4 separate regions of the Homo sapiens genome follow, and all the other regions are linked to region 2. The links are chromatin loops, found by intact Hi-C in ENCODE. Cell type or tissue: endothelial cell of umbilical vein. All regions are shown on one strand. Links, peaks and the distances in the headings refer to the core of each region. The heading gives the core; the rest is flanking DNA.

The links. Peaks named below come from ENCODE experiments on the same cell type or tissue, not always from the same donor. Only the 100,000 strongest peaks of a DNase experiment are listed, where the experiment ranks them.
Region 1: it touches region 2 in a loop (11-fold over the local background); 3 of 110 quality-filtered maps call a loop at or near these places.
Region 3: it touches region 2 in a loop (9-fold over the local background); 18 of 110 quality-filtered maps call a loop at or near these places.
Region 4: a loop joins it to region 2, with 6 times the contacts of the local background. A loop is called at or near these places in 5 of 110 quality-filtered maps.

The regions. Positions count from the first base shown.
Region 1 is chr13:48,764,874-48,772,752 of GRCh38, forward strand. It overlaps the pseudogene PSME2P2. Among named protein-coding and RNA genes, the nearest start is that of CYSLTR2, 110 kb to the left of the region's middle. In endothelial cell of umbilical vein, for the core only: a CTCF peak has its summit at 4,435 (motif pointing left); a DNase peak (open chromatin) is centred at 4,368; H3K27me3 peaks cover 780 bases.
Region 2 is chr13:49,603,832-49,611,249 of GRCh38, forward strand. No RefSeq gene overlaps it. Among named protein-coding and RNA genes, the nearest start is that of ARL11, 21 kb to the right of the region's middle. RefSeq lists an enhancer at 3,055-3,274. In endothelial cell of umbilical vein, for the core only: a CTCF peak has its summit at 3,401; a DNase peak (open chromatin) is centred at 3,400; H3K4me3 peaks cover 283 bases; H3K27ac peaks cover 242 bases.
Region 3 is chr13:49,236,284-49,244,162 of GRCh38, forward strand. All of the region lies in intron 1 of LOC105370203 (a long non-coding RNA gene), which reads right to left. Among named protein-coding and RNA genes, the nearest start is that of CDADC1, 7.7 kb to the right of the region's middle. In endothelial cell of umbilical vein, for the core only: a CTCF peak has its summit at 3,937; no DNase peak of the experiment used is centred there.
Region 4 is chr13:49,096,416-49,104,294 of GRCh38, forward strand. The region is part of intron 3 of FNDC3A (fibronectin type III domain containing 3A); the gene reads left to right. Among named protein-coding and RNA genes, the nearest start is that of MLNR, 120 kb to the right of the region's middle. In endothelial cell of umbilical vein, for the core only: a CTCF peak has its summit at 3,000; DNase peaks (open chromatin) are centred at 1,956, 2,566 and 2,776; H3K27ac peaks cover 2,123 bases.

The sequences.
Region 1 (7,879 bases), core at 1,366-6,365, 840 kb before region 2:
TTCCTATTGAGTATGATGGTCTACAGCCATACCACCCTGAACATGCCTGACCTCATCTGATCTCAGAAGCTAAGAAAGGTCGGGCCTGGTTAGTACTTGGATGGGAGTATAATGTTAGCTGTGGGCTTTTCATATATGGATTTTATTATATTGTTTATTATATATATTGAAGGTAGTTTTCTTCTCTTCCTAGTTTGTTCAGTGTTATTATCATAAAAGGGCATTGAATTTTGTCAAATGCTTTTTCTGAATTGATTGAGATGATAATGTGATTTTGTCCTTCAATTTGTTAATGTGGTATATTTCATTGATTGATTTTTATATGGTGAACCATCCTTGCATTCCAGGTATAAGTGCCACTTAGTCATGGTGCATGACCCTTTTAATGTGCTGTTGAATTCAGTTTACCGGTATTTCTTTGAGGATTTTTGCACTGATATTCATCAAGAATGTTAGTCTGTAATTTTCTTTTCTTGTTTTTAATATCTTTGTCCACGGTGTCAGAGTAATATTAGCCTAATATAATGAGTTTGGAAGTGTTACCTCCTCTTCAATTCTTTAGAAGAGTTTGAGAAGGATTGATAAGTTTTAAAGAATGTATGGTAGAATTCTTCAGTGAAGCCACTAGTCCTGGGTTTGTTTGTTTGTTTGGAGGTTTGGAGGTTTTTGACTAGTGCTTCAATCTCCTTGCTAGTTATAAGCCTGTCCAGATATTTTATTTCTTCAGGATTCAGTCTTGGTAGGTTGTGTCTAGCAATTTATCCATTTCTGCTAGGTTATACAACTTATTGGGTGTAATTGTTCATAGTAGTCTTTTGTAATCCTTTTAACTTTTGCAATATCAGTTGTAATGCCTTCTCTTTCATTTCTAGTTGTATCTATTTGAGTCTTTTCTCTTAGTCAACTAATCATTTGTCAATTTTGTTGATCTTAAAAAAACTCAGTTTCATTGGTTTCTCTATTGTTTTGCTATTCTCTATCTCATTTATCTCTACTGTAATCTTATTATCTCCTTTCTTCTAACTTAGGTTTAGTTTGTTCTTTTTCTAGTTTCATGAGGTGGAAGTTTAGGTTATTAACTTGAACTCTTTTTTTTAATGTAAACATTTATCACTATAAACTCCCTTCTTAGTAGAGCTTTTGCTGCATCCTGTAAGTTTTGGCATGTTGTATTTTCATTTTTATTTGGCTCCAGATATTTTCTAAATTCTCCTCTGATTTATTCTTTGATCTATTGGTTGTTTGAGAGTGTATTGCCAAATTTCCACATTTATAGATTTTTCTGTTTTCCTTCTGCTATTGATTAATTTTATTTCATTGTGGTAAGAGAAAAATACTTTGTATAATTTTATGTCTTTATTTCTGTGGATGTTTGCTTCATATGGGTTCTCCGCTGCTAGGTGGATATACATTAATAATTGTTATATCTTCTGGGTGAATCAGCCCTTTAATCTTTATATAATGTCCTTCTTCATCTCTTGTGAGTTTTTTCTTAAAGTCTATTTTGTCTAGTGTAAGTATGGCCACCTCTGCTCTCTCTAGGTTCTCATTATATGGAATATCTTTTCCCACTCTTTTAGCCTATGTGTGTTCTTAGATCTAAAGTGAGTCTCTTTTAGACAGCATATGGTGGGATCTTGTTTTTTATCCATTAAGCCTGTCAATGTCTTTTAATCGGTGCATTTAATCTGCTTACATTTAAAGTAATTACTGATAGGGAAGGATATGCTATTACCATTTTGTTAAATCATTTTCTGTCTGTCTTATAGCTTTTTTGTACTTCTTTTCATCTCTTGCTTATTTCCTTTGCATTTTGTTGATTTGTTGTTGTTGTTAACCCAAAATATCTGAGACAGGTCTCAGTCAATTTAGAAAGTTTATTTTGCCAAGGTTAAGGATGTGCCTGTGACACAGCCTCAGGAGGTCCTAATGACAAGTGCCCAAGGTGTTCAGGGTACAACTTGCTTTTATACATTTCAGGGAGACATGAGACATCAATCAATATGTATAAGATGTACATTGGTTCATTCCACTAGGGCAGGACAACTAGAAGTGGGAGCTTCTAGGTCACATGTAGATAAGAGACAAAAGGTTGTATTCTTTTGAGTCCTTGATCAGCCTTCCACTGAATATCCAATTTAGTCTGGCTCAGTGAATCTGCATTTTTACATAAACAATAGGGCAGAGGAAGCAATCGGATATGCATTTGCCTCAGGTGAGCCTTGGAGGGATGACTTTGAGTTCTGTCCTTTGTCCATAAGGAATTTCCTTATGGGCAAATTGTGAGAGAGGTATGTAGCTTCTTACCTTTGTAGCTATCTTATTTAGAAATAAAATAGGAGGCAGGTTTGCCTGACATAATTCCCAGCTTGACTTTTCCCTTGGCTTGGTGATTTTTGGGGTCTTAAGATTTATTTTCCTTTCATACTGTAGTGTCATGTTTGAGTCCCTTCTCATTACCTTTTGTGTATACTCTATAAATATTTTCTTTGTGGTTACAAATGCAATTACATAAAACATCTTAAAGTTATAACAATCTATTTTACATTGATAAACTCATTTGCATATATGATCATGTAAAAAAACATTACTGCATTACATTTCTGTCCCCTTTTATGTTGTGGATGACACAAAATACCTTTTTATATTATATATCCATTAACATATTTATAATTATATTTTTGCTTGCTAAAAATTATTCTATACCAGTGATAAAATAAAAACTTCAGCCAAATTAAATTTGAAGGAGTTTAATTGAGCAATGAACAGTTCGTGAATTGGGCAGCTTTCAGAATCATAGGAGATTCACAGAGACTCCAGTGCAGCCATGTGGTGTAAGAAGATTTATAGACCAAAAAAAAAGAAGGAAATGATGTACAGAAATCAGCAGTGAGGTACAGAGTGGCTGGATTTGTTACAGCTCAGCGTATGCCTTATTTGAACACAGTTTGAACACTCAGTAGTATATGAATGGCTGAAGTATGGCCACTGGGATTGGCCAAGACTTAGCTATTGTTACAACTACATACCACTAACTTAGGTTTACAATTGTTTCTGTCTATTAAGCTAGGTTATAGTTCATCCACAAGGACTCAAATGTAAAGTACAGAGTCCTTCTCAGGCTATATTTAGTTTGCTTTCACACCAGATTTATAAGTGATTTACTCAACTGTATAATAATACTACGGGATTCTATATATCTCTATATATTTACCATTACCAGGGAATTTAACATTTTCATAGGGCTTTTTGCAGCTGTTTATCACTCTTTTGTATCAATTTGTAGGACTTCCTTTTGCATTTTTTATAGGGTAAGGCAAGTGGTTACGGATTCCCTCAGCTTTTGTTTATCTGAGAAGGTCTTTATTTCTCCTTCAGTTTTGAAGGACAGCTTGGCCAGACATAGTATTTTTAGTTGGCAGGGTTTTTTTCTTTTGGTACGTTGAATATATTACCCCACTCTCTTCTAGTTTGCAAGGTTTCCGCTGGGAAATCTGCTGATAATATTGGTGCTCCCTTGTACATCATGAGTACTTTTCCCCTGATGCTTTCAAAATTCTCTCTTTATCTGTGACTTTTGAAAATTTGATTGTGATGCATGTCAGTGTAGATTTATTCTGTTTGGAGTTCTCTGAGCTTCTTGAATTTGCACATTCATTTCTCTCATAGATTTGGAAAACAGGGTGCCATTATTTTTTCAAATAGATTCTCTACCCCTTTTTCTTTTTCTTATCCTTTTGGAACTCCCATAATGCACATGTTATTCTACCTGATGGTGTCTCAGAAATCTCTTAGACTCTCTTCATTGTTCTTTTGTTGTTGTTGTTGTTGTTCTGCCTTTTAAAAGTTTTCTATCTTCAAGTTTGTTGATTGTTTCTTCTGCCTAGTCAAGCCTGCTGTTGAGACCATCTAGTAAATTTTTCAATTCAATTATTGTATTCCAGGATTTCTGTTTTATTCTTCTTCATAAATTCTCTTTATTGATATTTTCACATTGTTCATGCATTTCTTTTCTAAGTTTGTTTAGTTGTCAGTCCGTGCTCTCTTTTTATTCATTGAGCATCCTGAAGATAGTAATTTTGAATTGTCTGGTAATTTACATATCTCTGTTTCTTTAAAGTCAGTTTCTGGAGATTTAACTTGTTCCTTTAAAAGTGTCATGGTTCTCTGTCTTTGCATGTTTTGTTGTTTTGTTGCTGCAGTTTCAGCATTTTAAGAATCAGCCAACTCTCCTATTATCTGGTTTTATACATACAGGAATTTCTCCAGTCAGCCAGGCTAGAAATTCTGGAAACTTCTCAAGCATTTTCTGGGTATAAGTCTTTCCTCGGCTTGTGGGTGTAATCTGTTTGAAGACGTTTCCCAACATCTATTCAGGAGCTCTCCCTGGTGTTTGTCTGTGATACTGCAGCCTCTCTGGTGCTGTAGTAAATAGTGGTACTGGAGCTCCACCCAGTGTCTATCTTTGGTACTACTGACTCTGGTGCATAGTTGATCATTGTTCTTGGCAATCCTTAGGTGACCTATTCCAGTCAGTGCAGTCTCAGGCACACAAAAGTCCCTTGGGCAGCATCTCTAAAAATCAGGAGGTCTGATACCCCTTCCACTCCTTTCTCACCTCAAGGAGAAGACAAGAGTTGAGGGTTTCCTCCCAATCACATGTTGGAGTGGGAGGGATGTTCTGATGAGAAAGAATGGAGAATGCCACAGGTTTTTCTACTGGGCTTCAATGTGGTTGGCTTCGTGATCAGTATAAGAACCTTTTAACTGACTTTTGGTTTTCTTACAGAGGCATTTGGTCTGACTGTTGTTGCTAATTTTGTGTCCCGTGGGAGAAGAAGAGACTAAGGCTTTCCGTCCTGCCCTTTTCCTGATGTTTCTCCTCTGATTTTTATAATCAGAAGCACAGTAAAAAAAAAAAAAAAAAAGAAACACACACACTTTTTCTTTCTCATGATCCTCATCTTCCACTACTTTTGACGCCAATGGTTTGAGTTTGATTTCTTTTTTAAGACAAAAATTTATGTTACCAACTACCTGTTTCCATCTTGTTCTTCACATCTGAAGTCATTTTGCTTCTGTTGAGGGTAGCTTGATTCTTCCCTCCCACTCCTCACCCCTGCACCAGGGAACGATCAGGCTGTTAGAACTTTGAGATGGAAGGTTTTCAGGTGCTCAACGTTAACCCCACTGCCAAAGGCCATGGGTGGGTGGTGGGAGGGCATATTTGGAGCAGAGCTGTATGCAGAAGCATGGTCTGAACCCCACAGATACCTATGTCACCTTCCCTGTCAGGAGATATCCAGTGCTATCCAGCTGAGTTCCCAATTCCTAGCTTCAAAGGCCACCCAAGAGTCATTAAGTAGATCAAATAGTGAGATGGTATGAGCTGGGATCACTATGAGACTGCCTCCCCTCAAGGATACTCATGGATCCCCCTATTACCCCCAGGTCTACTCTGCTACTATCATTTAAGTTCACTAGGACAGATCCACTGCGATCTGGGAATTCATGCCTACTTGGTCATTGTGAATTTGACCTTTCTGAATCAAAATCCCAGTTCATAGTTAGACATTTTGTGTTCCTATTTTGAGTTTACATAGTTTGACGATTAATTTTAGGTATTAACTTGACTGAGCCAAAGGATGCCCAGAGAGCTGGTAAACATTATTTCTGGGTATATGTGTGAGGGTATTTCCAGAAGAGTTTCATATTTGAACTGATGAACCAAGTAAAGCAGATCCAAACCACTGAGGGCCTGAATCATCAGAAAGGTGGAAGGAGGAAAAAAATCACCCTCTGCTTGAGCTGAGACATCCATCTTCTCCTGTCAGTGCTCCTGGTTCTCAAGTTTTTGGATTCAGGTTAGGACTTACATCATCACCCCACTTCACACTGGTTCTCAGGCCTTTGAACCCAGACTGAATTACACACTGGCTTTCCTTGTTCTCTAGCTTGCAGACAATAGATTGTAGGAATTCTCTGCCTCCATAACTTTGTGAGCCTATTCCTATGATAAATCTCCTCTTATATTTATGTCTATTTATCTATCTATATATCTATAGATATATATCTTATTGGTTCTGTTTTTCTGGAGAACCCTGATGAATACAAATATTATAGTATCCTAGTACCAGAGCAGTGAGCTCCTTGCAAACTAGAGTCAGAAGGATGTGTTGTCACTGGCAGACATCTCCAGGGGTATCAAGAATACCCCTGTTAGAGACCAGAGATCTAGCAACTGAAGCAGCACGGCCAAGCCATGTAGGGTGCGCCTGAGCGCAAACAGGTGGAGGTCTTCCTTCCTTTTCCAGGAGGCTGAGGAATTCCTCTACAGATTCTTGCCACAGAAAATCACATACCTGAATCAGCTCTTGCGAGAGGGCTCCCTCAGTGTGGCTGACCTGACTTCCCTCCGGGCCCCACTGGACATCCCCAACCCAGACCCTCCACCCAAGGATGATGAGATGGAAACAGATAAGTAGGAGAAGAAAGAAGTCCCTAAGTGTGGATTTCTCCCTGGGAATAAGAAAGTCCTGTCCCTGCTTGCCCTGGTTAAGCCAGAATTCTGGACTCTCAAAGAGAAATTCATTCTGGTGATTACATGGATCCAGCACCTAATCCCCAAGATTGAAGATGGAAATGATTTTGGGGTAGCAATCCAGGAGAAGGTGCTGGAGAGGGTGAATGCTGTCAAGACCAAAGTGGAAGCTTTCCAGACAACCATTTCCAAGTAATTCTCAGAACGTGGGGATGCTGCGGCCAAGGCCTCCGAGGAGACTCATGTAATGGATTACCGGGCCTTGGTGCATGAGCGAGATGAGGCAGCCTATGGGGAGCTCAGGGCCATGGTGCTGGACCTGAGGGCCTTCTATGCTGAGCTTTATCATATCATCAACAGCAACCTGGAGAAAATTGTCAACCCAAAGGGTGAAAAGAAGCCATCTATGTACTGAACCCAGGACTAGAAGGAAAATAAATGATCTATATGTTGTGTCAGAAAAAAAAAAAAAAGAATACCCCTGTTAGTGACAAGGAATTGTTGATTGGGCAGCTACAGAATGTAGCACCCTCTGGAAGCCTAGGCCCAGATGGAAAGAGCAGGAGGACAAGCACACTAAGGAACAAGACATATTGAGTTTACAAATGAGAACACATGAGGCATTGAGCCCTGACAGGGAGGCACTTGTAAGGTAAAAACTGCCACATGCATTCAGGTGGGCGCCCAGTGTGAATAGTAAGCCTATCGGCTGCCTGTGGTGCTTCTAGTCCCTGTCTGAGCTTAGCACCTTAACTAGATGCATATTAGCCCTGGAGGTTGCCAAGACCACAGAGAGGAAGCTGTGTTGAAGAAAGGGAGAATTAACACAGACTTTCTGAGGAGCTTCTGTCTGTTGCCTGGAACAGTCAGGACATCTGAAGGTTGTCAGCTTAATGTCCCCTGCCAGCAAGGAAGGGCTACTATCCAGCAGCTAGTGAGGCAGGCCAACTGCAGGACCTGGGCAGGAATAACTGAGCCCGACATGTTTGTGCTCAACCAGAAGAAAACACATCAGCTCAAGAAGGGGCTGCTGCAGAGGTAGAGTCACTGTGGCAGGCACCCCTTCTGTCCATGAAACATTGGAGAGGAAGGGCTCACTTGTGGTACAGACTAGACTAAAAGCTCTACTGCCTACTATTAAGTTCCCAGAAAGCAGAGACTGTGTGTGTGTGTGTGTGTGTGTGTGTGTGTGTGTGTGTGTGTGTGTGTGTTTAACCACTGTGTCTGCAGTCCCAAGACAGTATCTGAAACATTACAGATACTCAGAAAATATTAGTTGTCCTGCAGGAGAAACAAATGGAGTGGAAAACTACAGGGTAGAAAATCTGCAAGTGAGCA
Region 2 (7,418 bases), core at 947-5,946:
ACTGAAGTAAACACAAGGATGAAATAATTGAAAATACTGTTTTCAATATGACACCAACTTCAGTATTTTATCTCATTTCCCTTCTTGTATATGCCATTAAATTTTCAAAAAATGTAGCAAATATAAATACAAGATGTTGACTTTCTGTGAGTTACATATATGAATAGCTTACAGTTTTACTGCTTCTACATACAACTTTATTTCCTAGACTTTCTCTAGCTTAAAAAAATCCTGCAGACAAGATCACCATTATATTGCTTGTGTTTTAAGTTCAGGGCTGTAGGCTTCTGGTTTGTAATACTGAGAGAAACGCTATTAATAGTATTCCTAAAGGCATAAAGCTTTCCTCCAAACCATGACTCTCGGACCAAGGCTCCTTTCATTTTGTGGCCCTGCCATCTTCAACAAGTGGCTTCCAGGGTCTTTGCAGAAGGGGAAAGAACAAGGAGGACCACCGTGGGAGAGCTGCGTGTGAGCTTAGCCTGGAAATAGCACGCTTCTCTTCCTTTTGTTACAGTAGGTAGTAGGCAGACATGAGCAGGGCAGGAAAGCACCCCCCTACCACAACCAGGAATGTCAGGAAACCATCAGGTAATGGTCAGGCGGTTGTTAACTGTCTCTCTAAAATAATAATTGGTTGCAGCCAGCGCCAGAGAAAGGCAGGCTCTCAATAAATAGAAAACACCCGAAACTGGTGATCAGCAGCTTCCTGGTAAGATCTCAGGAGTTGGGTGAGTGGGCTCAAGCATGAAAACTAAGGCAAAATGGCAGAGTTTAACCAGTATATGACCTTCCTCTAGAACACTCAACTGGTAAGGGAAAAACGCCTCAAGTGAGCATGTGCACAGCTTCAGTAAACACACTGCACATGCGGCTCCTCCCAAGTGCTGGCAGGCCAGTGCGAATGCAGACAGCCCACCCCAAAGGAAGAACTGGGAGAAGAGATGTTACCCACTGGAAGCATGCCAGTGTATAAAGCCCCGAGTCAAAGGTCAAACTGTACACTTGAATCTTTCACGTTACCTGCTTGGCCCTCTTCCAAGTGTACTTTTTTAAAATTCCTGCTCTAAAACTTTTTAAAGACTTTCACTCCTGCTCTAAAACTTGCCTCAGTCTCTCCCTCTGCCTTATGCCCCTCAGTCAAGTTCTTTCTTCTGAGGTGGCAAGAATTGAGGCTGCTGCAGACCTGTACAGATTCACTGCTGCTAACACTTTCACATTCCACTGATCAGGACTCAGTTGCATGGCCACAGCTAACTTAAGTGAAGATGGAAAATGTGGTTTAACTGTTTGCTCAGGAAGAAAAAGAAACAGTTTAGTAAACAGTTGGCCAGTCTCTGCCATACATACGTTTTTCCCATTTAATCCTAACAACCCTATAAGATATGTGCAGTAACTTATCCCACTTTATGGATGAGGAAATTGAAATCTTTTTTACGTGTACAAATTTATGGGGTACATGTGAAATTTAGTTACATGTATATAATGTGGACTAATCAAGTCTCGTTTTTTTTGTTTTGCATTTTTTTTTGTTTGTTTTTTCTTTTTTTTGAGACAGGGTCTTGCTCATGGCTCATTGCAGCCTTGACCTCCCAGGCTTCAGCAATCCTCCTATCTCAGCTTCCCTGGTAGCTAGGACTATAAGTGCATGCCACTGTGCCTGGCTAATTTTTTTATTTTTTGTAAAGACGGAGTTTCACCATGTTGCATAGGCTGGTCTCTAACTCCTAAACTCAAACCATCTGCCCACCTGGGTCTCCCAAAGTGCTGAGATTACAGGTGTGAGCCACCATGCCTGGAAAGAAACTGAAATTTTGATAGGCTGAGTACCATACCTAATACCTCACAGTTAATAAATGGCAGAACTCAAACTCAAACCTAGGCAGTCCAACTCCAGAAACCATATTCTTTAAAAAGCTACTGTAACATGACTGATATTCCTTTTACTGAAGAAGAATATTTAAGCCTTTTTTAATTGTAAGAGGGGTATGATAATTATGGAACTTTAAGTAAATACAAACCCATCATTTTGGAGAAGATGATACTGAGATTTAGAGGCGGAATGTTCTACTGAAGGTTAAATCATTGCTGCCTATGTACCATACGATGTAAAGTAACATTTTTTTAAAGAGAATGCAATCTTGGCCGAGCGCAGTGGGCCTGTAATCCCAGCACTTTGAGAGGCCGAGGTGGGCGGACCACTTGAGGTCAGGAGTTCAAGACCAGCCTGGCCAATATGGTGAAACCCCGTCTCTACTAAAAATACAAAAATTAGGCCAGGCACGGTGGCTCACACCTGTAATCCCAGCACTTTGGAAGGTCAAGGCGGGTGGATCACCTGAGGTCAGGAGTTCAAGACCAGCCTGGCCAACATGGAGAAACCCCGTCTCTACTAAAAATACAAAAAAAAAATTAGCCAGGTGTGGTGGCACATGCCTGTAATCCCGGCTACTTGGGAGGCTGAGGCAGGAGAATCACTTGAACCTGGGAGGCGGAGGTTGCAGTGAGCCAAGATCATGCCATTGCACTCCAGCCTGGGCAACAAGAGTGAAACTCCGTCTCAAAAAAAAAAATTAGCCAGGCATGGTGGTGGGCGCCTGTAATCCCAGCTATTCGGGAGGCTGAGACAGGAAAATCACTTGAAACCAGGAGGTAGAGGCTTCAGTGAGCCAAGATCACACCACTGCACTCCAGCCTGGGGGACAGAGCAAGACTCTGTCTCAAAAATAAAAATAAAAATAAAAAAAAGAAAATACAATCTTCACAACTTAATAACTTATGTTATTCTTTCTAAAAATTAATTTCCTAAACCATGTAGTTTAATGTGATTTAATGTAGTTAAATACTAGCATTAAAACTTGTTTCTTGAAGGGCGCAGTGGCTCACACCTGTAATCCCAGCATTTTGGGAGGCTGAGGAGGGCAGATCGCCTGAAGTCAGGAGTTCGAGACCAGCCTGGCTAACATGGCGAAAACCCATCTTTAGTTAAAATACAAAAATTAGCTGGGTTTGGTGGTGCATGCCTGTAATCCCAGCTGCTCGGGAGGCTGAGGCACAAGAATTGCTTGAGCCCGGGAGATGGAGGTTGTAGTGAGCCGATATCGCACCACTGCACTCCAGCCTGGGCTACAGAGACTCTGTCAAAAAAAAAAGAAAAGAAAAGAAAAGCAGAAACTTGTTTCTTGATGAAGTTTGTTTTCCTGGGATCACACACAGATCTCCCACGGTGGTCCTTCTTGTTCTTTCTCCTTCTGCAAAGACCCTGGAAACCGCTTGTTGAAGATGGCGGGGCCACAGAATGAAAGGAGCCTTGGTCCCTGAGTCACGGCTTGGAGGAAAGCTTTATGGCGTTTAGGAACACTATTGTTTGTTGGTCCTGAAGAGGAAGTACTTCACAGAGCAAGCCTGCCACCATGTGGCGCGGGCCCAAACCTAGCATCAGTTAAAGGTTCATTCTCATTTACTTGGTTGCCTCTGGTTCACTTACTAACCAATCTAGATTTAATGCTGTCTAATAAGAAATTAATACCCAGGTGTATTCTATAGGTTTAAGTAGTTTTTAATTTCAAGATACATTTCTTCAATTCTGAAATTATTGCAATATTTCCAAACTGGCTACAGGAGTGACCACAACATTTATAATATGATCCAGGCACATTCACAAGAGGACTACTTCAGTGCATCACAAACATGGAAACAAACTCAGCAATTTGTAGGATTTATCTCAGTTCACTCAAAAGTTGGTCAATGAGCCAGATTAGAAGGCAGAATTCCGGCCAGGTGTGGTGGGTCATGCCTGTAATCACAGTGCTTTGGGAAGCTGAGGTGGGAGGATTGCTTGAGCCCAGGAATTTGAGACCAGCCTGGGCAACAGGGTGAGACCTTGTCGCTATAAAAAATAAAAAAATAAGAGGCAGAATTCCTTGGAATGGAAACAGGTAGTGTGAAGGACTGCCAAAAATGGATGAAAAACCCTCATGGAAGGAGAGTCAGAACTTAACAGTTTCCTAGAGTTTTAACACCGTATAAGCTCACTATGTTCTAGCATGCCAGGCTGACGTTTCCCAGAACTCTCTCTACATTTATCAAGACAGGAATGACATCGGAAGTTGTTTGCAAGACTATAGGTCTAGCAGGTGGCTAAGAGGAAGTCTGGTATTGCTGCTGCGTCTATTTTTATGTATTTATTCATTTATTTTTTAAGACGAAGTCTCACTCTGTTGCCCAGCCAGGAGTGCAGTGGTGCAATCTCAGCTCACTGCAACCTCCACCTCCTGGGTTCAAGCAATTCTCCCACCTCAGCCTCCTGACCACCTCCCAGGTTCAAGCAATTCTCCTGCCTCACCCTCCCGAGTAGCTGAGATTACAGGTGCGTGCCACCACACCTGGCTAATTTTGTATTTTTAATAGAGGGGTTTTACCATGTTGGCCAGGTTGGTGTCGAACTCTTGGCCTCAAGAGATCTGCCCACCTCAGCCTCCCAAAGAGCTGGGATTACAGGCATAAGCCACTGTGCCTGGCCTTGGTATAGCTGCTGCTTCTAACACTTGCTTCTAATGATTGGTGGGTGGAGGCAGCAGTACTCACATTCTGATACAGTTATTAAATGTTCCTTTTTTTCTTTGGTCCTATTACTACTTCTTTCTTTTTCTACCACTGCAAACTCTGAAATATCTATTACACATAAAATGTCAACTATAACTCACCTGATTTCACTGTAGAAAGCAATTAAAAGGGAAAAATTGTATTTACTTGAGGGTGAAAAAAAAAACCCACATCATCCTTTTCTTTATGTTCCTTTTTTACACTGATATATAAACTTGTTATTTCCACCTAACTAAATTGATTCATTTAATCCAGTGACTGTGGTTAAATTGAAAAAAGGTTTGAAAAGAGGGGGTGTCTATGGAAACCCAAACTTCTTCACACTCCAGCTTTTTCACTACCTTCTCACCTCCCCAGCTTCCACATTTTCGCAAGCATGGGTATATATGTCCCAAGGCTGTGGTTCCCAGGGGCCAAAAGTATATGAATAAGCCTATATTATGTAAACCTTTCATCTTTTAGGACATGCTGTGCCTTCCATTTAGAGCATTTATCATCTCCATTCTGATCACCATGTAACCAGATATGATGGGCCCAGTGATAGCTTCCCTAGAAGCCTCATCACTCCTTGTTCTAGAAAGGTCAGGTGCAGATGGCCTGACTCAGCCCAGCTCTAGAGACTGGGACACATCTCTGGTTCTTGTTCATTCTTCTCTTTGGCCTATGTGTTACAAATCAGCCTTCCTTATCATTGAAGTAGTATGTATGGGCTTAGGAAAGAGATCACTTCCTTTTTCTTAAAGAGCTCACCATATGGTCTAATCTAAACTAGCTCAGCAGGATTCTATAGTGGGATCTGAGGTTTTAGTGAAATTAAATGTGCTATTTAGATGAATATTGTCTAGATTCCCTATTTAAAGGAAAAATGGTTCCTTTCCATATAAAATAAATGTATTGTTTCTGTAAGAAATTTCTTACATTCTTTTCTCTAATCATCTCTTTGCAATATGTGATGGATATTGCTTTTTTTTTTTTAAGAGGCAAGGTCTTGCTCGCATGATCATAGCTCATGGTGGCCTCTACCTCCTGGGTTCAAGTGATCCTCCCACCTCAGCCTAGCTGAGACTACAGCCTACCTGGGACTACAGGTGTGTGCCACCATGCCTGACTAAAAAAAAAATTGTTTTTGTAGAGACAGGATCTCACTATGTTGCCCAGGCTGGTCTCAAACTCCTGGCTTCAAGCAATTCTCCTGTCTTGGCTTCCCAGAGTGCTGGGATTACAGGTGTGAGTCACTGTGCCTGGCCAAGTTATTGCTAAATATTAACTGAATTACAATTGATAAAAAATAATATCCCACTTATGTTCTAAAATATTCCAGACTAAAATATAACATCCTTAAATATTATTTGCTATTGTATACTAACCTTTACCTATGTAGCCAGATTTCACAAATCTTACAATATAAATTTTCCCCAAGTCTTCTCCATGAATTATATTCCTTTGTATATGAGGAAAAACAAATGGCAACTGCTGTTTCTTTGTATGTGCTCATAATTGAATTTAAGGGGTCCTCAAACTTATAAAGGATATCTGTCAAGAACCTAGAGAAAATATTACATTTAATGGTAAAACATTAGAAACATCACCACTGAAGTGATGTATGGATTTTTACAAAATATGGTCACAAATTCTTTGGCACCCCACCCATTGAGAGGTGGCATCTTTGTACCCTCCCTTTGAATTCGGATAGACTTAACGATTTGCTTGCAAACAATAAAATGCAGAATAAGTGGTACACACTGAGAAGTGTGGCTTCTCAGGCTAGGTCAGAAAAGGTGACACAGATTCCTACTTGTTCACTGGAATACTTGGTCTCAGATCCCTGAGCCTCCACATAAGTGGTCTGACTACCCTGAGAATGCCATGTTGGAAAGAGGCCAACTAACATGTAGAGGCCATCTGTAAGCACTCCAGTTGCTAGTCTCACTGAGCCCCCAGCTGACAGCAGCATCAACTGTCAGCCATGTGAGTGAGCCATTCTGGACATCCAGCCTAGGTGAACCGTCAGGTGACTTCATCCCCAGCTGACATCTGACTGCAGCTGCTTGAGATACCCTAAGTGAGAACAATGTGATCTAGCCCTTCTTGAAATCCTGACCCTCAAAATCATAAGCAAAACAAAATAATTGTTTTAAGCCACTAAATTTTGAGGTAATTTGCTTCACAGCAATAGTAACAAAAACAGACAAGGATTAGGAAAGTATGCCCTCTGTCACTGCTGTTATTTAATATTCAACTAGAACTTATGGACCAATAAGTAAATGAAACGGGAGGCCTAATGTTGGAAGGAATTAAACACGACCATCGTTTGCAGACAATGATTGTCTCCATAGACAAGTCAAGAGAATCCACTAAAAAAACAATTAGAACAAAGAAGAGTTCAGTATAAGTTTAATTTAATATAGGAAAGACATATAAAAATTAATAACTAATTAGAAAATGTATTTAGACAAAAGCGCCATTACCAATAACAGTAAAAACCCTAAAATACTTAGTAATAAAGTTTAAAAATACATAAAGGCTATATGGAGAAAATGTCTAAAGTTCACTAAAGGGCAGAATTTCTAGGAATAGTATCATAGAAGACATTGGGCAATTTCTTCCATAGATAATGATTATAAAAACTGGACAAATTTCTTAAAAACAACTATTTGTTGGTGTTTTTGTTAGATGACTCTTGAGAAGGGTTTACTCTTGAATGACGGATACTGCATCAGGTAAAAACTAAGAGTTTGTGACCCCTAAGCAGGGGGTCACTCCCCAACACCCTCCAGCTCTAGTGGCAGAAAACCACAGCCATACCAGCTTGA
Region 3 (7,879 bases), core at 1,898-6,897, 370 kb before region 2:
AGCCATGCTAGATTTTTCTGACTGTCATAATCTTTGCAAAGGCAGTTTCAACTGTCCAGATTATTTAGGTCACTCAGGTGAAATGTATATGATGCACATGTAAACTAACAACATTCAGCTTTTGTCATATGAGTGACTATGTAAATGTGAATAAATTACATTTTAGCTGTTGATAAGACATATGTGCATTATTGCATAAGTATGCAAATACTAACTCCCTCTTCTTCCTCAAGGCACTTTGAACTAAAGAGTCCTCAAATCTGAACATTCTTTTTATTAAAATAAATTTGTGCTCCAAAAAGCATATAAAGCAATTTATAAAAGCATCTAAAATAAAACACACATGAAGTAAATGGGGAAAGTAGAAACTAACAAAAAATTAGGATAGGCAAAATAAGATTATACCAGGAGGAAAATGAGGACATAAAATTCATATCCTGGTGTATGGTTAAGAAGTTTACGTGATTCATGGGAGACAGGAGAATCGATCCTTCAAGTATTCCAAGATGACATCTTAAAAGCTAGAAAACTATGTCCTCAACAACAATCTTTAAGGCAAGCATAGTAATGAATGTCCTAGAGCTTTTTCTTATAAAGCCAATGAGAAAAATTGTCCCACATTTGGAAAATGATTAAATAGTGACTACTTAAATTTTTTTGCTATGCATTTTTTTTTTTTTTTGAGATAGAGTCTTGCTCTGTCACCCAGGCTAGAGTGCAGTGACACAATCTCGGCTCACTGCAACCTCCACTTCCTAGGTTCAAGCAATTCTCCTGCCTCAGTCTCCCAAGTAGCTGTGATTACAAGTGTATGATACCACCACACCGGCTAATTTTAGTATTTAGTAGAGATAGGGTTTTGCCATGTTAGCCAGGCTGGTCTCAAACTCCTGACTTCGTGATCCACCTGCCTTGGCTTCCCAAAGTGGTGGGATTACAGGCGTGAGCCATTGTGCCCAGTCACATTTTCTAGTATTAGAAAATAACATGACTGCTTGAATAAAAGCAGGACATTGTTAAAGGGAACTCTCATTTGATATTCGGGGGGAATGCAAGTTTGTTGTCACATTTTTTAAATTAATAGCACACAATTCATAGAAGCATAGCCCTCTAAAAAGAGATTACCTTGCTGAAACTGAAAAAGTGTTAGGATTTTATAGCCTTTTTAAATAAGTAAATTAACCCCAAACAAGATACCACTATATACCTATTACAATGGCCAAATTCCAGAACACTGACAATAACAAATGCAGGTGAGGAAGTGGAGCAACCAGAGCTCTCATTTGTCAATGAAAAGAGTCAAATTCTAAAAAAATCTTTGAAGAGATTTACTTTGAGCTAAATATGAGAGACCAATGACCCGTGACACAGCCCTCAGGAGATCCTGAGAACATGTGTCCAAGGTGGTCAGGGTACAAGTTGGTTTTATACAATTTAGGGAGATATAAGACATCAATTAATACATGTAAGATGTATACTGGTTAGGTCTGGAAAGGCAGGAAAACCGGAAGTGGGGACTTCCAGGTCATAGTTGGATTCACAGGTTTTCTGACTGGCAATTGTTTGAAAGAGTTATTATCTAAAGACCTGGAATCAATAGAAAGGAATGTCTGGGTTAAGATAGGCAGTTGTAGAGACCAAAGTTTTATCATGCAGGCGAAGCCTCCAGGTAGCAGGCTTCAGAGAGAATAGATTGTAAAGGTTTCTTATCAGACTTAAAGACTCTATTCTATCAGTAATTCCAAAATGGAGGAGGGCATAATGAGGCAGGTCCAGCTCCTCCTTCCCATCATGGCCTGAAAGTTGACCTGAACTAGTTTTTCAGGTTAACTTTGGAATGCCCTTGGTCGAGAGGAGGGGTCCAATCAGATGGTTGGGGGGCTTAGAATTTTATTTTTGGTTTATACATTCATTTCTGTTAGAAAGGAAAAAAAGGTACAGTTACTTTGGAAGATAGTTTGGCAGTTTCTTACAAAACTAAACATACTCTTACCATATGATCTAACAAACATACTCCTTGGTATTTACCCAAAGGAGTTGAAAATATGTCCACAGAAAAACCTGCACATGGGTGTTTGCAGAAGCTTCTTTTTTTTTTTTTTTTAATTTTATCATTGTCCAAACTTGGAAGCAACCAAGATGTTGTTCGGTAAGTGAATAGATAAATAACTATGCTACAACCAAGCAATGGAATATTATTTGGCACTAAAAATAAATGAGCTATCAAGCCCGAAAAGATATGGAGGAAACTTAAATAATGCATATTGCTAAGAGAGAAGCCAGTCTGAAAAGACTACTGTTCTGCAATGGGCAGGTCTATGGAAATCTACCCCTAAAGTCTGCGGAAGCTAAGAGGCCAAGAAAGAGGCTGACACATTTGGTTTCTCAGGAAAAAACAAACAAACAAACAAACAAAAACATTTAATAGGGACTTAGGAAGAGAAGCCACAATGTCCTGGGCAGCTGCCAGACAAGGTGTTGGATTCCCACACTATGACCCCCACAGACCCAGGGCTTCCATGTCATAGGGAAGGAATGTGTAGGACAATTATAGGGAAAGGCAAGATGCTATGTGAATCTGCCTAGAGCAGAATTTATGGTCAAGGGAGTTTTGACCTAAGGGCAGGATTTACAGTAAGTACAAGCTCTTACACAAGGAACAGTAGATAAAATGGAAGATAGCAGCCTTCCCTAAATTGAGGTTAATCAAGAAGTCAACAGGGCGGATTGGCATCCAAGATGGAGTTGCGTTAGCCTCCACAACTACATACAATGATTCCAACTATATGACATTCTAGAAAAGGCAAAACTATGGAGACAGTAAAAAAGAAGACTAGTGTTGCCAGGAGTTAGGGTGCAGGGATGAATAAAGCAAAGCACGGAGGATTTTTAAGGCAGTGAAACTACTCTGTATGATATACTACAATGGTGGACACATGTCCCTACACATTTGCCCAAACCCAGAGAATGTACAACACCAAGAGTGAATTCCAATGTAAACTGTGGACTTTGGGTGATGATGACATGTCAGTGTAGGTTCATCAACTGTAACAAATGCACCACTCTGGTGGGGGATGTTAATAGTTGGGGAGGCTGTGCATGTGTGTGGCAGGGGCCATATGGGAAATCTCTATTTTCCACCCCATTTTGCTGTGAACCTAAAACTGCTCTAAAAAAATAAAATCTTTTTTAAAAAGTTAACCCAAAAGTATATGGTTTTATTGCCCTAAAGAAAGTTAACCAGGCATATTGTACCTAACTTAGCTATTTTAGAGAATCCTTTTCTCTTCAAGTATTTAAATCCTGTTCCTCAAATACACTCTGAACTAGGTCTCATTGCTGCCACCAACGGTTCACTCATTTTAGGAGTTAAATGAGGGGGAGTTAATTGAGTTTTATTGGAAAACGGCCACACTCAGTCGTTTTCATATCATCTATGGCTGCTTTTGTAGCAGAATGGAATAGTTGTGACACAGACTAAATGGTCTGAAAAACCTAAAATATTTGCTATCTGGGCCTTTCCAAAAAAGTTTGTAAACTCCGGGCCAAATAAAACTTTGACACTTGCTCGAATCTGGTATGAAAATTTTGCTTGTAGCATCAGTTAACATCAGCAGATGATATGATACCAAAAAGTACTTGGTATCATCAGTTAACATCAGCAGATGATACGATACCAAAAAGTACTTGGTATCAGTTGCTTTTGGTAAAAGCAATTCTACAGAGGGCCAAAATACTTTAGCTAAAAACCACTGATTCAGAATCTCTAAGGCTGGGACCCAGAAATCTGGGTTTTAACATAGTCTCTGAGGGACTCTTATGCATACTCCAGTTGGAGAATCGCTGGAGCCCACTGGCCTAGCCCAGTGGTGGATGTACAGATTCTGACTCAGAAAGTCTGAAGTGCAGCCCAAGATTCTGCTTTTCTCACAAGCTCCCACATGATGGCGATGTTGCTGGTCTGAGGGCCTTAGTTTCCTCACCTGCGTAATGGAGATGATAAAAATCTATTTCATAGGGTTGTTGTGGGTAGTAAATGAAGTCATAATGTCCATTTATATCCTGCCCCCACCCCTTTCAAGCTATGTCTATTGGGGCAAGTTACCGAATGTCTTGGTTCCTATAAGTGGAGCTAAATAATATTGCCCACATCACAAGGTTGCTGGAAGGAGCAAATGAGATAATAAACATAAAGTACCTAGAACAGAGCCTGGAACACTGTAAAGGCTCAATAATGTAAGATACTATTATTACTATTATCATTATCGTTACATAGGGTGTCTGATCATAGCAGATATTCCATCAGTGTTAGTTTCCTCCCTACTCCCTCTCCTATCCATCCTCTCATCCCTACCCCTCCCTCTAGTGTCTTCTGTTGATTTCTTTTTTATTTTTGTTTAGAGATGCTGTCTCACTCTGTTGCCCAGGCTGGCATACAGTGGTGCAATCATAGCTCACTGCAGCCTCAAACTCTTGGGCTCAAGCGATCCTCTCACCTTAGCCTCTGGAGTGGCTGTGGCTACAGGTGCACATTACCACAACTGGCTAATTTTAAAAAGTGTTTTGTAGAGATGGAGTCTCGCTATGTTGCCCAGGCTGGTCTTGAACTCCTGGCCTCAAGTGATTCTCTGGCTTTGGCCTCCCAAAGGGATGGGACTATGGGCACAAGCCACTGCACCCAGCCCTCCTTCTGTTGATTTCTAATGTGTCTAATTAGATAACTTCTATAGGAATGCTGATTCAGAAATACCTGAACCCAGGTGGCCCTACCTGACAGTCCAGAGGTGCCACACAAACAGGGACCCAAAATGAGCTTGGACATTGACTGTGCTGCCCAGGCCCCTCTGCCCACCCCCTCTCAGGCAGGCTTTTGGTAGAGAGTTTGGGAGAACAAGGGAAAGTGGGCTTGCCAGTCCTTCCCACCTCAGGGGAGCACCATTTCCAGGGCTGCCTGAACATTCTTACTCTGCAGCACATTAATCTACGTGGCACCAAGTTTATTTTTCTGAGAAGATTATTTGGGACAATATATGGAAAATCTGAGAAGTCATTTCTCTTTGGCAGCACTGCCCTCCATAACAAAGCACATATTCCTGAAGGGCATCTGGATTTTGTTTCAGGTTTCTTTTTGCTTCCTCAGGGTTTAAGTGCTGCCAGGAATGGCCTTCTAAGAATTGCTTAGCAAACCTTAATCTCCAGACTCAGGGTGGTGGGGATAATCACATTTTTTGCCCGAAATGACCAAATTGAAACCATCCCCACAGGGTTGACAAGAATGGCATGCTGGGTTCTGGACAGAAATATAGTTATAATTAAGAATGAATCAGCCGGGCGCGGTGGCTCACGCCTGTAATCCTAGCACTTTGGGAGGCCAAGGCCGGCAGAGTGCCTGAGCTCAGGAGTTCGAGACCAGCCTAGGCAACACGGTGAAACCCCATCTCTGCTAAAATACAAAAGAAATTAGCTGGGCATGGCAGCATGTGCCTGTAGTCCCAGCTACTCGGGAGGCTGAGGCAGGAGAAATGCTTGAACCTGGGAGGCAGAGGTTGCAGTGAGCCGAGATCGTGCCACTGCACTCCAGCCTGGGGCGACAGAGCAAGACTCCGTATCTACAAAAAAAAAAAGAACTAATCAGACAGGCACGGTAGCTCACACGTCTAATCCCAGCACTTTGGGAGGCCAAGGTGGGTGGATCGCTTGAGTTCAGGAGTTCGAGACCAGCCTGGCCAACACGGTAAAACCTGGTCTCTACTAAAAATACAAAAATTAGCCAGGCTTGGTGGCATGTGTCTGTAATCCTTGCTATTCAGGAGGCAGAGGCATGAGAATCACTTGAACCTAGGAGGCAGAGGTTGCATTGAGCCAGTATTGTGCCACTACACTCCAGCCTACCTGGGCAACAGAATGAGACTCTGTCTTAAAAAAAAAAAAAAAAAGAACTAATCAGGCCACAATTCAGCACACTTCCTTGTTGCCAAAAGTCACTAGATCCTGACCATTTGCATCCCCATTGTTCCTAAAGATAGGATTTCTGACATTAAGATTATAATGATGGAGACAGGAGGCAGAGAAATTCTAGGCAGACAGGGGCAGGTCCCTGGCAAAGTCCCATCCTCAAGCCAAAAAGCCTGAGACTGCAGCCCAAAGTGAGAACTTACATCCCTGTTCTCCCGCTCAAATGTTGCCTTTTCCAAAACCACCCATGGCCCGCCCTGCCCCCTATCCTGTGCTTATAAAAACCCCAGACTCAGCCGGCAAAAAGGAGAAGCAGCTGGACATCAGAGACTATGGCTCAACGTCTGAGAGAAGTGGCTTGACTTCAGAGAGACAGCTTGACAGCATAACTTCAGAGAAGAATCTGGCCAGAGACAGCCGGACTTCAGGGGAAGATTACCTTCCCACCCCATCCCCTTTTCAGCTCCCCTTCCTGCTGAGGGCCACTTTTATCAGCGATAAAATCCTGTTTTTACCATCTTTCAATTCCTTCGTCCAAACTCATTTCTCCTGGATGCCAAACAAGAGCCTAGGAGCCACAAGTGCAGATGCAAAAGGCTGTCACACTGGCCCTTTGCCCTCACTGGTGGAAGACAGCTCCCTCACATGAAAAGGCAGAGGGAGGCTCTGCAGAGCTGCTAACACTTAAGCTGTCTGCAAATGGCAGAGCTAAAAGACCACTGTAACACTCCCTCTGGGGCTTCAGGGGTTGCAGGAACCCCACCAGATACTGCCTTGGGGGCATGCATGGAGTTTGCTCCTGCTGGTGCTCAAAAGTGCTCACCTGGCTCCTGCACCTGCTCACCTGTGTGCTCCCTCCCATAAGGGGTGGAGAGCAGTGAGTCCGAATGAGTGGAGTTCACTCCTGCTGGTGACGAAGTGGCCAGCTGATTCCAGTGGTTGTGTACTCCAGTTCCTGCCTTATTTGCTCATGCGCTCCCTCCCGCAAGGAGTTGAGAGCTGTGGGCTGAGTAAATGGGGCACCCCTATTGCGAGTCCTGCAAAGCGGTCAGGGAAATATCCTACTTCAATAAGACTGTTTAAAAATGGATTTGCATCCCTGTTGTTCCTATAGAGATGATCTCTGACGGAATCATAAGGCTTTTGTTTAAGGATTGCTTAAGATGTTCTCAGATCCAAATTTCAGCGACCAGTTTGGAGACCCTCACAGAAGAACGGGATGAGCATAAGAACACAGCTTCTTCATCTCCCTGTCCCATGACTTCACCCTGTGCTCTTCGACCAGTGAACACTCTCCACACTTGGGCCCACTCCAAAACCCTAAAGACTGTAGCCCCAAACTCCTCAGACAGATGGATTTAAGATTCCCTCCCATCTCCTCCTTTGGTGACCCTATAGGTAAATGCTTTATCTGCTAAAACCCAGTGTCTCTGGCACTGGTCATGGAGTGCCTTCTCACAAGAGCAAAATTGAGTGTAAGGTACATTTTCTTCCACAAGCCAGGTATTCCATAAGCACCACCAGCATCAGCAGATCCAGCTACAGATTCAGTGACTATGATCAACTCCACAGACCATCAGCTTGCTTTGTTGAGAGGATTCTGTCCTAATAAACACACTGCTAAGACTAACATTCCCAATCCACAGGACCTAGAATAAAAGAAAATTCAGGCTACTTAGAGAATAGGTAAATGAAAGATGAAAAAGGGAGGGACAATCAACAGTATTGAGCACCTGTGCTTTGCCAAGCACCATACTACTTGGGATCATGTAGCCCTTCATGAAAATTTGTGATAAATGTTTTACCATCATCCTTTCCTTCCTTCTTTCCCTGGGCTATTCCTTCCTCCCTTCCTTCTTCCCTGAGTAAGTCAGTCAAAAAGGCATTTGATAACCTCCCCTCCCCTCCCCTTCAAGGGAGAAGA
Region 4 (7,879 bases), core at 973-5,972, 510 kb before region 2:
CAGAGTTCTGTCTTTGACATTCCCTTTTGCTTTATCATGTAATCCTTCGATATTTTTGGAAAATCCTTTCATCATTACAGTAAAATACCATCATATTTCAATATTTTAATATTATTTTTAGTCTTAATGTGCTGAAGTTTCTCACTTCTTTTGTGTCCAGTCTTCTGTATTCAGCCACTTGCTAGAACACAGAAAACACAGTCACTGAATGTGTGCTCTTTTCCCTAGAGAGAGAATTTGTTTTAAGTGCCTTTTCATGTCCTGAGGGGCAACTCATTCTTGACAGTTATTTGAAAGACTTAGGCCTTGCCTCACAGCCTAGTACAACAGACAGAAAAGTAACCCACAGTTAAAACAAAGAAGGCCATGCTAAGTGCTATGATGGAGTTTATGTGGGAGGCCAGGGTAGGAATACCTGAGCAAGCATAGGGAAGTCATTGAGTGCTTAGGAAAATATGATGCTTGAAGAAGTAGAAGTTAGCCAGAAGAAAAAAATAAATAGAAAAGTATCTTCGAGACAGAAGGAACAGCATGTGCAAAGCCCAAGCACACACAGATTAGAGGAAACGGAAAAACTGTGATTAGAGAGGTAGCTTAGAGAAGAGACTGCATGGGAGAGTATCTGAAAATGAGACTAAAAATATATGCTACTTTGCAAGTACCGTTATATGCCACGCTAGAGATTTCACATTTTATTCTGAAAGGAAAGGGAACCATTGAAGGATTTTAAGCAGGGGATAACCAAAACTATAGTAATAAGAATGAGACCTGGAAGCTCAGTGTGGAGGGTGAGAAGAAACTAGGATGATTTACAAATTTCACAGACAAGAAGAACTATGAGAACAACTGTCTCAGCAGTTTTTATATTTTCCAAATATTTCTTTTAGATGATTAGCAGTTAAAAAAAAAAAAAACTTAGAATGAGGGAAAGCCCTTGCTTTTTTACATTTTTTTTTTAAACACTTTTTCTTAAGAAACAACACTGGTTGAGGAAACGCCACCAAAGCAAAAGCCTGAGGGTATGGGAAAAGGCCCTTGGCATGTTTTCATGTTAGTCTATGTCAGAGTAATGATGACAGAATGAAAGGTTATTAGATGTGCCTCCAGCTTTGATCTCTGTTTGGTTTTCCAGTTCCCCTGGGAAGTGCCAGTCTTACAACATAAACTAACAGGAAGGGTAATGCTTTAAGTGTACAGGCCTAGTTTCTTTTTGGGAGAACCTACAGCAGGATGTGAACATTCTGTGCCAAGCCTCCAGGGGTAAGTTCTGTTCCTTTTATAGAAGAGAAGATTTCCAATTAGGTGTGGGTGTGTTTTCAGGGATAATATATTTCGAAACCTTATACATATGATTACTCATAAGCCATCCAGCTGTAACCATTAAAAAATTGATATTTTGATGCCCGAAAAGACTAATAAAGTTTTAAAATTATAGGCCCAAAGAAGAAGTGACTATTGGGAAGAAGACCTGAAATTACAGTAAATTGTAAGGCCATAGTGTAGTGCTCCAAATCTGAATCAAAGTGATATTTTGTCAAGCACAGCATATTATATAAAATGCTTAATAAATGGCAACATATCTGCAGAAGATAGTCTAAAAAGCCTAGATACAGAAGCCTTTTTACAGATAATTCAGATGGCTAGTAGAACCTTAAGACATGTTTCTAAGGGCCCAGACCTTAAAGCACAGAAGCTGTGAGGAAACTAACATATAGATTCTGTTGTATGGGCAATCTATAATTAAAATAAAAAAGTTTAGATATTATGTAAAAAGAGAACCTAGCACAACCCTTTTTGACACTAGCAGTACTGATTTAATGCAGTCTGCATGGTAGATGACTAGCCTGCTTTGTCACTTGAGCAGTTTTTTTCAGTCTGTGGCCTTAATGTTTGATCCTGACAGGATTTGCGTCACTGATCCATATCACTGCCGTGTGATGTCAAAGTGTGGGTGTTCAGTTATTGAGGCATAGTTAACCTAATGTGCTGCAGTAAATCCTAAGTGCTCCTTCCTACTAAAATAACAAAAGAATGATTCATCATTGTTCATATTAGGCTGATACTAAAAATAGTAATGTTCACAACCTGCTGCATTCATGGACATTAATATCACAGCCTCTGCAGCTTTCTAAACAAGTGCACTAAAAATAATTTCTTGTTTAGAAACAGGTGCTTGGTAAACACATCTCCTTCAAGTTTTCTATTTATATGCAGTTCAATTTAGTGCTAAAGGTAGATTCTAACCATAAGTCATTCTTCAAATGTACTCTACTTAGTGTTTATCACTGATACATCTAATTGTGCTGCAAATCTAATCATAGAAATTTTCAGTTACTTGTACACAGATAATGAAATTATCCACAATTCTGAATCATACTTAGGCCCCTAATTTAAGCATTCTGCTTTATCCAAACTTTAAAAAGAATAATAAATTTCCAAGGAAAAGAAAGGTCTCTAAACATCTAAGCATGAATAATGACCTTGATCTTTTCTCTTTCTCCTGTAACTTCCTTATTCTGTTCCCAAGTTCTGACTCACCAATTTGGTGAGTTCCTAGATCAAGGCTTACACTAATTGCCTGCCTTATATGAATAAATGTTGCTAGGTGTTTCATAGCCTTAATAAATAAGCATTCCTTATTAGTAAGGGGACCTTATATCCCAATTTGTCTAAGACAGTTCTGGTTTTTGCCTCATCTTGATATCTAACTGGTATGACATTTGTCTTGGATTTATCATTTTTAAAACAATATTATTAGTAGTTCATTAAAATAAGTTGTGATAGATTTGGTTGACCACCATTTTGAATTTCCAGCTTCCACCTTGATCTCTAGTAAGTAGCTCATCTGTCTCTTTTTCACTTTAAACTTGTGGTTAAATCTTAGACAACCCAAAATAAATCATTCTCTCTTCCTGACCCTTGCCAGAAGCAAGTCTTAATTAACAGTAAGTGAAAGTGTGCTTAGATTTAAAGGACTGGGAACTAACTCCTTTCAGTTTCCTGGTAGTAGTGGCAGAAGTATTTGATGCTGCTGTCTTTGCTGGCCACTTGGTGTCACCAGGGCACCAAGTGGAAGGACCAGTGGGAAGCATATAGGTTAAATAAATAAATATGAGGAAATTAAATATTTCTGCCACTGAATATATAAAAAATAGCTTGAATGATTTTTATCACTTATTGTATTGTGTATAACTGTTACTTGGCAGTACTTTTTTATCTTGCAGTAAACTCTCTCAGCAATAATGAGCTCAAAAACAAGGTCTAAATTTGGTGAAACATGCAGAAGAAAAATAAAGACGATTCAGTGAGATTTGTAAAAATATGTAACATTTTTATAGTACTTAATATTGTAAAAATATTTGAAGTATTTACACATCTCGATAAGAAACAAAAAATAGAACTGAGAGTATCCTCCACTTAGCAGATATGCTCCCAGCTTACCAGATAGCACCTTAGAAACAGTTTTTCTTAATATAAATGTTGTAGTCTTAAAATATTACAAAAAAGAGTCAATTGAAGGTATCAGCAGCTTTAAGTTTATAAACCATAAAATACAACATTGTAAGCAATTTTATTTTAAAAATTAGGATGACTATTTGAAAGAAGAAATTTTTCAATTAAATACCAGTGATAAGGAATTAAAGACAGGTATAGCTAAGAAATTAAAATACATATATACTAAGAATAATTGTTCCATTTATATTACTCCAATATTCAGATACTCAATATGAAGAATACCTTTAAATGCTCTTTAATGTACTTGCATATGTTTTTTAATAAAGCATTTTATTTTTCGATAGATTTTGTTAGAACTTTATCTCCCTCAGTGTAATTAAAATATATCAGTCAATAAAGAAACATACCAAATGATGTATTTTTAATGATTTTTAGCCCCCTTTTTCACTTTCAGAAGTGTTCTTGATTGGATGATGATAATATAATTATCCTACCTCTGCTCTGTTTCCTCCTTCTTCCTGTCACCAGAGCTCAGCCAGCCTGAAAGATAAATCCCTATCCCTCTTACGCTAAGCGTTATTCCCAAACCCTTTTCCATAGATGTAGGGATATTTCATCAGTCTAGGAAATAGGAATAATAAAGATAATGTAGTGGTTTTTCATTAAGTTAAATTTATTTACTTAAGACTTTTTAAAAATTCTGAAGTTAAATCTTTTATAATGTTTGAAGTTACAGTATCCTCTTTTTATGAATTGATGTGACAATATAGGATAGACTTCCTTCTATCCGTTCTTAATTTCTTCTTAACTTTTAATGTCTTTACTTGGCCTAATGAAAAGCTGGTTAATGAGTCCCCAGAATTTGTTTTGAAATTTTGCTGTCACATAAATCCAAATGTTTGGGAAATACTAACTTAGAACACAGATAACTTCTGTATTGACCATTTTCTGGTTAATATCTAACCTCCTAACCTTATCCAGGCACCCTCACCCCTCAAATCAATCCAAAATATATTTGGCCTTAGACTGATCCTCACATTGCTTTCCTATTAGCATGTATAATGTAAAGTAAAACTTTTGTTGAATCGACATCTTAGTATAAGTAAAGGGGAAAATTATAGAGAAAGAAATCAGCGACTATCTGGTGAGATATGCAGGTTGATTAAGGCCTCTGAACGGGATAAGAGGTAAAACCTGGGTGAGAAAATGAGAAACAGTTAAAAGGAGAAGAAACAAGGTTTGATTTGTGCCCAAGGACAAAATTATAGTTTCTAATTCTTCACTCCCCTTATCTCCCTTTAGACTATTTGCTTATTTCATTGTCAGTCACTCCCTGGCAATAGACTCCTTCCCATGGAGCACCTGGTTAGTTGCAGATTTCATTGATCTTTCCTTGGTCCCTCGACTCTGTGGACATGTGTCAATTAAGCTCTAAGCTGCATGAGTTTAACACATATTATTTAGATGCTTATTCAGAACCTGCACTTTAATACTGCCACAAGAATCAGAGTCAGGGTCAGAGTCAGTCTTTTGAAATATCAGATAAAAATAGGTAGAAGAGTACAAGAGTGTACCTCACATCCCATCCTTTTATATCTTAGTGACCTGAAACCACTCTTTGTTTAGCTGAACGAGTCTACCTTTTAAATTTTTGGACATGCAAATGACCCTGATTATTATAATCTAACAGCAGCCTTAATAAACAGCTGATCTGGTTTGCCAGGAAAAAAAAAATCAAAATCAACTCTTCTTTTAATTTGCCTCATAGCTGACAATCTCTTTCTGCAAATCAACTGATTCATCTGTTGTAGCTGTTCATTTTGCAACTATATTGGAGGACATGTTGCTAAAAGTTGGACATTTATGGATGCTTTACTGAATTTTATATATGGTAGAAGTCATCTTGGACTATACCTGCTTTAGTTTTTTTTTTTTTTTTTTTTTTAAGCCAAATCATTGGAATCATGTTGTATGGCAGTGTGGGCAATACTTAAACTGCAGAAGGGAAGAACTAACTTAACCAACTTAACAGCGTGGTCCTTGGTACCTGATTTTAATCATGTTTCAGCTTACACAAAGCAGAGAGCTTTTATTGCTCATCCTCTAGTAAGAGCATAAGACTAGCCTTCCTCCTTTTTAAATTTTTATGTATTTATTTATCTCACTGTTTTGCCCAGGCTGGTCTCTAACTCTTGGGCTTAAGCATTCCTCCCACCTCAGCCTCCCCAAATGCTGGGATTACAGGCATGAAGCAAGCGTAGCTTTTTTTTTCTTGATTTTTTTAAGCTTACTCTTTATTCTTATTGTTTTTTCTATATTAATTTTCCCTTTTCTTCAATTTATCATGGCTTGTGTTTTGGTTTGGTTTTGGTGCTACATATATCTTAAATCACCTTAAATTGTCTTTTGGAATGGGTTGAGCTACTAATTCACTGATTGTTTTCCATATAATATCCCTTACTTACTAGAAACAGTTTAGGATCTTTCTTCACAATAGTTTCAGTGAGATAAATATAGGTACATTTTGCTTTATTATATGTAACTAGCAGATACTTAGGGCATAATAGTGTTGGGTTTTCCATCCAAATGTCAGTGCTTTTTGTGTGCTTTAGGCGATATTGACTCCTACCTTCAGAACCCTTCTAAGAAAACTTAACAAGACTTAACTTCATACCCTTACTATTCTCCCATTTGCCACAGAGTTCTCATCCTCAGTGTTAGTGACGTGGTCACTACATTCAAGGACCTTTTGGTTATAGTGAGGACAATACAGGATGCTTGTATTTTTTGTTCCCTAAAGACCTCATTAATTTGAGTATATGTGTCAAACAATTTTTCTATAGGAATAAACACAGAGGATGCATTGAGGAGATTACAGTTTATAGGAATGCATTATGCAGTGACCAGCATATTTTTCATTTTTCCATTCTTGTTTAATTATATGATAATTTTAGCAAACTTAAAAATGTACCTGCTTATTTTTGTAATATTATCTCAGATATTTTGCAGAGAGCTATCTTAATAGCATGGCATGTCATAGCAGTTGTTTGGATTTCTTCATAATATTTTAACATATTAACTACCATTCCTGAACTATTGATTTTCAGGTAGGCTTGTCAATACAAGCACTAGCACTGTGCTTAGGTGACATTGCTTAAGCACTTACTGTGTACCAAACACTGTTCTAAGTGCTGTACAAATATGAACTTATTTAATCTGCATAATATCTCTATGAAATAGAATAATTATTTCCAGTTTACATGTGAGAAAACTAAGATACAAAGAGGTTAAGTAACTTGAAAGGTCTCACAGCTATAAGCTGTCATTAGAATTAGATGGGCTAGCTGAGTCCATGTTCTTCATCACTACCTTATGCTGCCTTATGTTTAAGCTATAACAAATTATAATAAAATGAATGATAAAATAGCAAAATAGTAACAAAATTCCATTTGAAGACATTTTGATCCCAGTGAAAACAAATGTGGTTCACACAGTATTGACAAGGATAGACTGGTATTTTACCAGTTTGAGTGGCATCACCCAGTTCATGTGGAAGCATAGTAGGCTACAGTAAAGAATTTGGACTTCATCTCATCACAATACAGAATGGTCTCTGGGTTATAAGCAGAGGAGGATACAATGAAATTTGTTTTTTAGATCAGGTTAGCATTAGTGTGAGAGATGTATCAATTGCTAGGGACTGGGGGCAAGGAGACCCATTAGGAGAATACTGGAATAGTTCTAGAAAGAGCCTAGTGCTGCTAAGGCAATAGCAATGGAGTAGAAGAGAACATGGATTTGAGAGATATTTAGGAGATAAAACTGTCAGAACTTCCAAATAGATGATGTGGAAATTGAGATGGGGGGAAAATAGAGTCTAGGATTATTCTCACATTTCTGGCTTAAGATTAACTTATCATGGGAAACACAGAGGCGGAGTGACTATTGATGGAAAAAATAACTGGTTTTGAGTTTTATGTAAATTAAGTATTATAGATCTAGAGCTCAAGAAAAAGTCTGGATGAGATACAGAATGATAATCTTTCATGAGAGTAGTAAATAAGATCATCTTGAGAGATCATGTAGAATAAGGGAAGTGGACCAAGAGCAAAACTCCCAGGAAAATAAACACTTAAGGAAGAACAGAAGACAAGAAGCCATTAAAGAAATTGAAAAAGTATGATCAGGAGGTAGAAAGGAAACTAGGAGAAACTAATATTTCAGATGTTAAGGAAGAATATTTAAGAGAGTTGTTAGCAATGTTCATTGGATTTGGTAAGTAAGAATTTCATCTCAGTGACTTTTGCCAGTGCAGTTTCAGTAGAGTGGGCTGGACAAAAGCCTGATTATGGTGGGTTGCAATGTGATTTTGGGGCCGGGCGCAGTGGCTCATGCCTGTAATCCCAGTACTTTGGGAGGCCGA